Linked DNA regions of Homo sapiens: region 2 is linked to region 1. A link is a loop called in an ENCODE intact Hi-C map of the cell type or tissue named here. Cell type or tissue: endothelial cell of umbilical vein. All regions are shown on one strand. Links, peaks and the distances in the headings refer to the core of each region. The heading gives the core; the rest is flanking DNA.

Region 1 (2,934 bases), core at 111-2,610:
TGATGGCTGTAGGCAGGATCCATAGATGAATGCTAAAATTTGTGGGTGGATCTTTATAAGGAAAGAGTATATTTGCTTAGACTTAAAGTATCATGCTCAAAATATTTATCAATTACTGTGGTGGTTTTAACATTTGTTCACAAATTCCTCGTAAGTATTCAGTGAAGAAAGCTTATATCACTAGTAGTAGTCATGTTGATTTCACATACCTCTGATAACATGATATGACGCTATCAGAGAATGTATCACCTCCGTGATATTCTTCTTGCCCCGAACCTCAGTCAAATCATGAGAAAACATTAGAAAACCCCAAGCTGAGGGACCCTCTACAAATACCTGACCAATATTCTTCAAAACTGTCGAAGTAAACAAAGAACAAACAGAGACTGATTAGAGGAGACTATGATGATGTCATGATGACTAATGCAATATCTGATATCCTGGATTTAATTCTGGAGCAGAAAAAAGACATCAGTAGGAAAACTTGTGAAACCTGAATAAAGTCTGCAGTTTAGATAATATAATAGTATGCCAATGTTAAGTCTTGGTTTTAGTAAATATACCATGGTTACATAAAAGACTAATGTTAGGGGAAGCTGGATGAAAGCTATTCAGGCATTCTCTCATCTGCACAATTCTTCTGTAAATATATAATCACTTTAAAATAAAAAGGTTTTTTAAAAAACTGCTGTATATCCTTAATAAATAATAGCTATTATCATAGCTTTCTAAGATGACTCCTCTTCTATTGATTATACAATCCACTTTCCCCTTTTCTGAGAAAAAACTTCCTCCTTGGCCTCCAGATCCCTTTGGTTATAATGGTGAGTTTCCCATAAATCACATTAGTGAATATGGTGCCTCCTACTACATACCTCCTTATGCCCTGCCCTGTCATAGTTGATTGGACCAGGAATGGGGCCCTTGACTGAAACTGAGCCAATGAGCCCCTTTCCCAGGGAATTTCAGATTCCAGATACATCTGTCTGACATCTTGACTAGGGAGATCTATTTAAGAGCTTTTAGAAGCTATTTTCTAATATCTTGCCTGAGAAGCGAAGAAGCAATTCTATAGCAAAGGAGCAGAATAAAACAGACATGCCCTGAGAGGGAGATAAATCGGTAGAGAGAAGACTACCTGGGTCACTGTGGAACTCCAGCCTTTAGTTCTGAATTCTACCTGCTTCCCTGCCCTTAGATTCCACAAAATAACCACTTTCCCTGTTGCTCTTTAGGTATAAACTGGCTAGATTTGGTTTCTGTTAATACAATTAAAAAGTGTTAATATAACCACTTTGTAGCAAATGACTTGCAATGCATCTAGACTCTATTTCCTGTTGTGTTTGCTTTCCAATAATTCAGGTCAGTAATTTTTTAGTCATATTTTATATAAGCTATTTGGTTAAATTACCTCTATGTTTACATGTATACCACACCTTTTCTATTCTGATCATTTGTTTATTCTGTGTTCACTCTCCAAAATGCCTTCATTTTATCTCACGCCCCAATTCTATCTATACTTCAGGGCTTGATTAAAATGTCATCTCTTTCATGCAGACTTCCCTGTCACCCACCCAAAAAGAGAAAGAAAAAAAATCCCATGTCCCCTTATCTGCACCTTTTGTGGCAATTATTTCTTTTTATTTGCATAATTATTTACATATATTTATTTTCTTTCCTCTTAGATATGAAGCTACTTGAGTTCACTATCCCTGTTCTTATTCAGGCACCATTTCAAGAAATATTTATATAATAATGTTAACACATACATTAATTTCAACTGCTTTAAATAAGACAGAAATGCAAGATATTAATAATATTCAACAGCATCTTTTTCCCGTACTTAATAAGAAAAAAAATTTTAAGTAAAGTTATCTCACACATACTTCTAAAAATATATTGGAAAATAGCTTCATCACCCTGGGTTTGGCAAAGATGTCTTTTTTTTTTTTTTTTTTTTTTGAGACGGAATCTTGCTCTGTCACCAGGCTGGAGTGCAGTGGTGCGATCTCAGCTCACTGCAACCTCTGCATCCCAGGTTCAAGCGACTCTCCTGCCTCAGCCTCCCGAGTAGTTGGGACTACAGGAGCGTGCCACCACACCCAGCTAATTTTTGTATTTTTAGTAGAGACGGGGTTTCACCATGTTGGACAGGATGGTCTTGATCTCTTCACCTTGTGATCCACCCACCTGGGCCTCCCAAAATACTGGGATTACAGGCGTGAGCCACCGCGCTTGGCCAGATTTCTTAAACAGGACACACAAAAGTACTAATAAAATAAAAGTGAATACATTACACTATATTAAAATTAAAAATTTCAGTTGATCAAAAAAGTATAATTTAAAAATGCCATTAAGATGGGAGAAAATGTTTGTAATATACATAAAAGACTAAAACCCAGATATTTAAAAATGTACAAATCAATTTTTTATTTAAAAAAGGACACATTCTAATAGAAAAATGCACAAAGACTTGAGCAGGTCCTTCACAGAAAGGGATATCTAGATGGCCATTAAACTTATGAAAATGTGCATGACATCCATAGTCACCAGAGAAATAATGCCTATTAGCCATAGTGAGATACCACTTCACACCTGCCAGAAGAGCTGAAATGAAAAAGATGGAAAAAAACAAGTGTTGACAAAGTGGGTGAGGAAGTAAACCAGGAGGCATTGCTACTATGAGTGTAAGCTGATGCAATTATTTTAGAAACTAGCTCAGTATGATGAACTAAAGCTGAACACAGGCATAATTTATGACCCAGTAGTTCACACCAATGCATGTATACGTGTGTACATCAATAGACATGTATAAGAATGTTGATAGCACCATTATTCATCATAGCCAGAACCTGGCTATGTTCATACAGAAGCACATTATACAACATTCACACAGAGGCCCATTAAATAGCAATGAGAATGAACAAATTATCG
Region 2 (2,934 bases), core at 296-2,795, 68 kb before region 1:
TCCTCAACATAAGTATTTAAGAATAGCGCTCTTTTAAGGTACACCACAACTAGATACAGGTTGAGTATCCCCCATCTGAAATGCTAGGGACCAGAAGTGTTTTGGATTTTGGATTTTTTTCAGATTTTGGAATATTAGCATATACATAATGAGATATCTTGGGAATAGGACCCAAATCTAAACACAAAATGTATATATATTTTATATACACCTTACACACAGGGCTTGCAGGTAATTTTATACATTTTTAATAATTGTGTGCATGAAACAATGTTTGTGTACAGTGAACCATCAGAAAGCTAAAGGTGTCACTATCTCCCACCCACGTGGACCATCTGTGGTTGTTTGGCATCATCATCTTTCCTAACTTTAAATTTATATGCTACCGATAAGCAATCATTTTCTTATACTTATTCACACATAAGTATTTAACAGTAAAAAATATGACACACCATTAATACAGTAGAAAGATAATGTGTTCAGGGTAACTAAGCAGCGCCATAGCATCACCACAATACGTGCATCAGCTATTAGATAACAGCAACAACAAACAACGGCAGGCTTTCAGTTTCCACTTATGATGCTGTATTTCAATTAAAAAGGTTATTGTAGGTTATTGTAAACTGTATTTATTTTTATTTATTTTTCTTAGGTGAGAAGAAACATCAGAGGCAGTTGAAGGGCCAGGAAGTGAGTCTTCTAGGGATGAGAAGGTGTTCTGCTGGATGGCTTTTTAAAATGTTTTCTCCACAGTCATCTGCTTCATTTACAATAATTTACAATAATTTTTGTCTTAGAAGTCTCTCTTTGATTTTATAAACTGACATGATTTCTTGTTCTGTTATAAATGCGTGTTGTTCTAGTCCTTCAATAAGACCATCATACATTTTCACCATGTCATCTATAGGCAATTTTTCTGCAGTGTTAATATCTTATCATCACTATTACAGTATCATGATTACCTTGATTCAGAACCATTTCAGCTATTTCACCATCGGTCAATAAAAAAACTAGAGCCTCCTTATCCATGTCAAAAACATTTTTGATATCCACCTCTTCCAGCTTACTGATAGATTCCGAAGATAGCCAGCCTGGGTGACAAGAGCAGAACTCTGTCTCCAAAACAAAATAAAACAAAAAAAGAATTTTCATATTTACTCTTCATTGATCTAAGGATTCCCTGGCAACAGGGCTAAATCAACAAAGTCACATTTGGGTGAAAATATATGATATGAATACTATTTTTGATGAGAATTTCAGCTGGGTCATGACACACAGTTCTCAAAGAATAACAAAATCTTGCAGCCATCATCTAGTCCAGCTTCCTTGCAGTGAGCACAAGCTACTGGTATAAAATATTTGTGAAACCAATCAGAAAATATATCCCCTGAGACCTGCCTTTTTGTTAGCATAACAATGGACTGGTAAGAAATTCCTTTTCTGAAAACAGTGAGGACAAACTTTTGCCTATCACAGCAAGTTTACACTTATGCATGTCTGCTGTATTAGCACATCCCAGCACAATTATTCTGTCTTTGGCATCCTTAATTCCTTTAGGGGCTGTCTCACCTGCTGTAGACCATGTCTTTCTGGGACAATCATGCCAAAACTGTGATGAACTGAAAATTGAAGGGAACTATGTATTATAGAATGTAAAGGGAACGAGTCAGTATTAAGACTTGTTCCAATGTCAGATTTTCATCAGCAATGACCTTGGCAAACTCACCAAGGAATTTCTCTGCTGCTTTCTGATCAGCAGATGCTTTATTACCACAAATCTTTAAAAAGGTAATGGCGTATCTTTAGTTAAGTTTCTGCAACCAGCCTGTTGAATATTCACAGTTCCCTTCAATTTTCAGTTCATCATGATAGATCTTCACTTATTTCATGATAAGCATACCATTAAGTGGCATGTGTTCACTGCTATGTAGATGTATCTCTACACATTTGGGATCTTTACTTTTAACATGGTGCAGCGTATTTCTACTTTTCATTAACTTCTCTTTCACTTGTGGCATCATATCTGCACTCAAAAAGTTTTGAATTTGGGAGCATTTCAGATTTCAGATTTTCATATTAGGTATGCACAAACAAATTAGGTATGCTCAACCTGTACTGAAATAGTTCCAGTGCTTCCCTGAGTTCTTCATTGCACCTTGAAATACCAGAACAGAATGTGGGAGGACAGGGAGCAGGATTTGATTCTGTCCAGTTTTGTAGAAGGAATAACAATCGCTACTACATGCCCAGTAAGCAATGGAAACTCAGTCAAATCATCACCTTCATCTTTCTTTTATTCTTTAAAATGGTCACAGTGGTGCTCAGAGGTGTCTCAAACACAAAATTACTTTTGCTAGACCTTTTTTTTTTCTGTCTTCACAATCTGTACCCATGCTAGCCTTTTTAACATTAACATAGAAGATGAGTTTCCTTCCAGCATACATTTGAAAGCGGGGAATTTTATGTAACCCAAATAAACTTGGAATTTTGTATCTCATTATATTTAAAAAAAAGAGAAAAAAAGAAAAACATACCATCTAGGAATATGAATACATTTTTACAATTGCATTGAGATTCAGAGCGTGCATTTTTAATACTTAATATCTTAAGTTGTTTTCTTCATTTCCACTGAAATAACTCTGCAAGTTCAGTTTATTTTTTAAACCACTTTTTTTTTGCAAATCAGTGGGACAAAATTACCATATCTTTCAGCAATATAAAATAGTTTTATAGCTTAGCACTTGAAAAACAACTCCCATCAATCACTAGCGGTAACTGAGGCACTTCATATACCAAACAACTTAAGCTGAAATTGAAACATCACTGATTGGTGACAAAACAATTTTTGCCTTGTTAGTTTCTGGCATGTCTTCTCATCAATAGGTGTTAAGTCTAAAGTAAAGTCAATCTTTGGCCCTATTTAAAATATTTCTA

What was found. Peaks named below come from ENCODE experiments on the same cell type or tissue, not always from the same donor. Only the 100,000 strongest peaks of a DNase experiment are listed, where the experiment ranks them.
Region 2: it touches region 1 in a loop (7-fold over the local background); 1 of 110 quality-filtered maps calls a loop at or near these places.

What each region holds. Positions count from the first base shown.
Region 1 is chr2:138,415,879-138,418,812 of GRCh38, forward strand. No RefSeq gene overlaps it. Among named protein-coding and RNA genes, the nearest start is that of SPOPL-DT, 84 kb to the right of the region's middle. In endothelial cell of umbilical vein, for the core only: no CTCF peak of the experiment used is centred there; no DNase peak of the experiment used is centred there; H3K27ac peaks cover 325 bases.
Region 2 is chr2:138,347,638-138,350,571 of GRCh38, forward strand. No RefSeq gene overlaps it. Among named protein-coding and RNA genes, the nearest start is that of SPOPL-DT, 150 kb to the right of the region's middle. In endothelial cell of umbilical vein, for the core only: no CTCF peak of the experiment used is centred there; no DNase peak of the experiment used is centred there.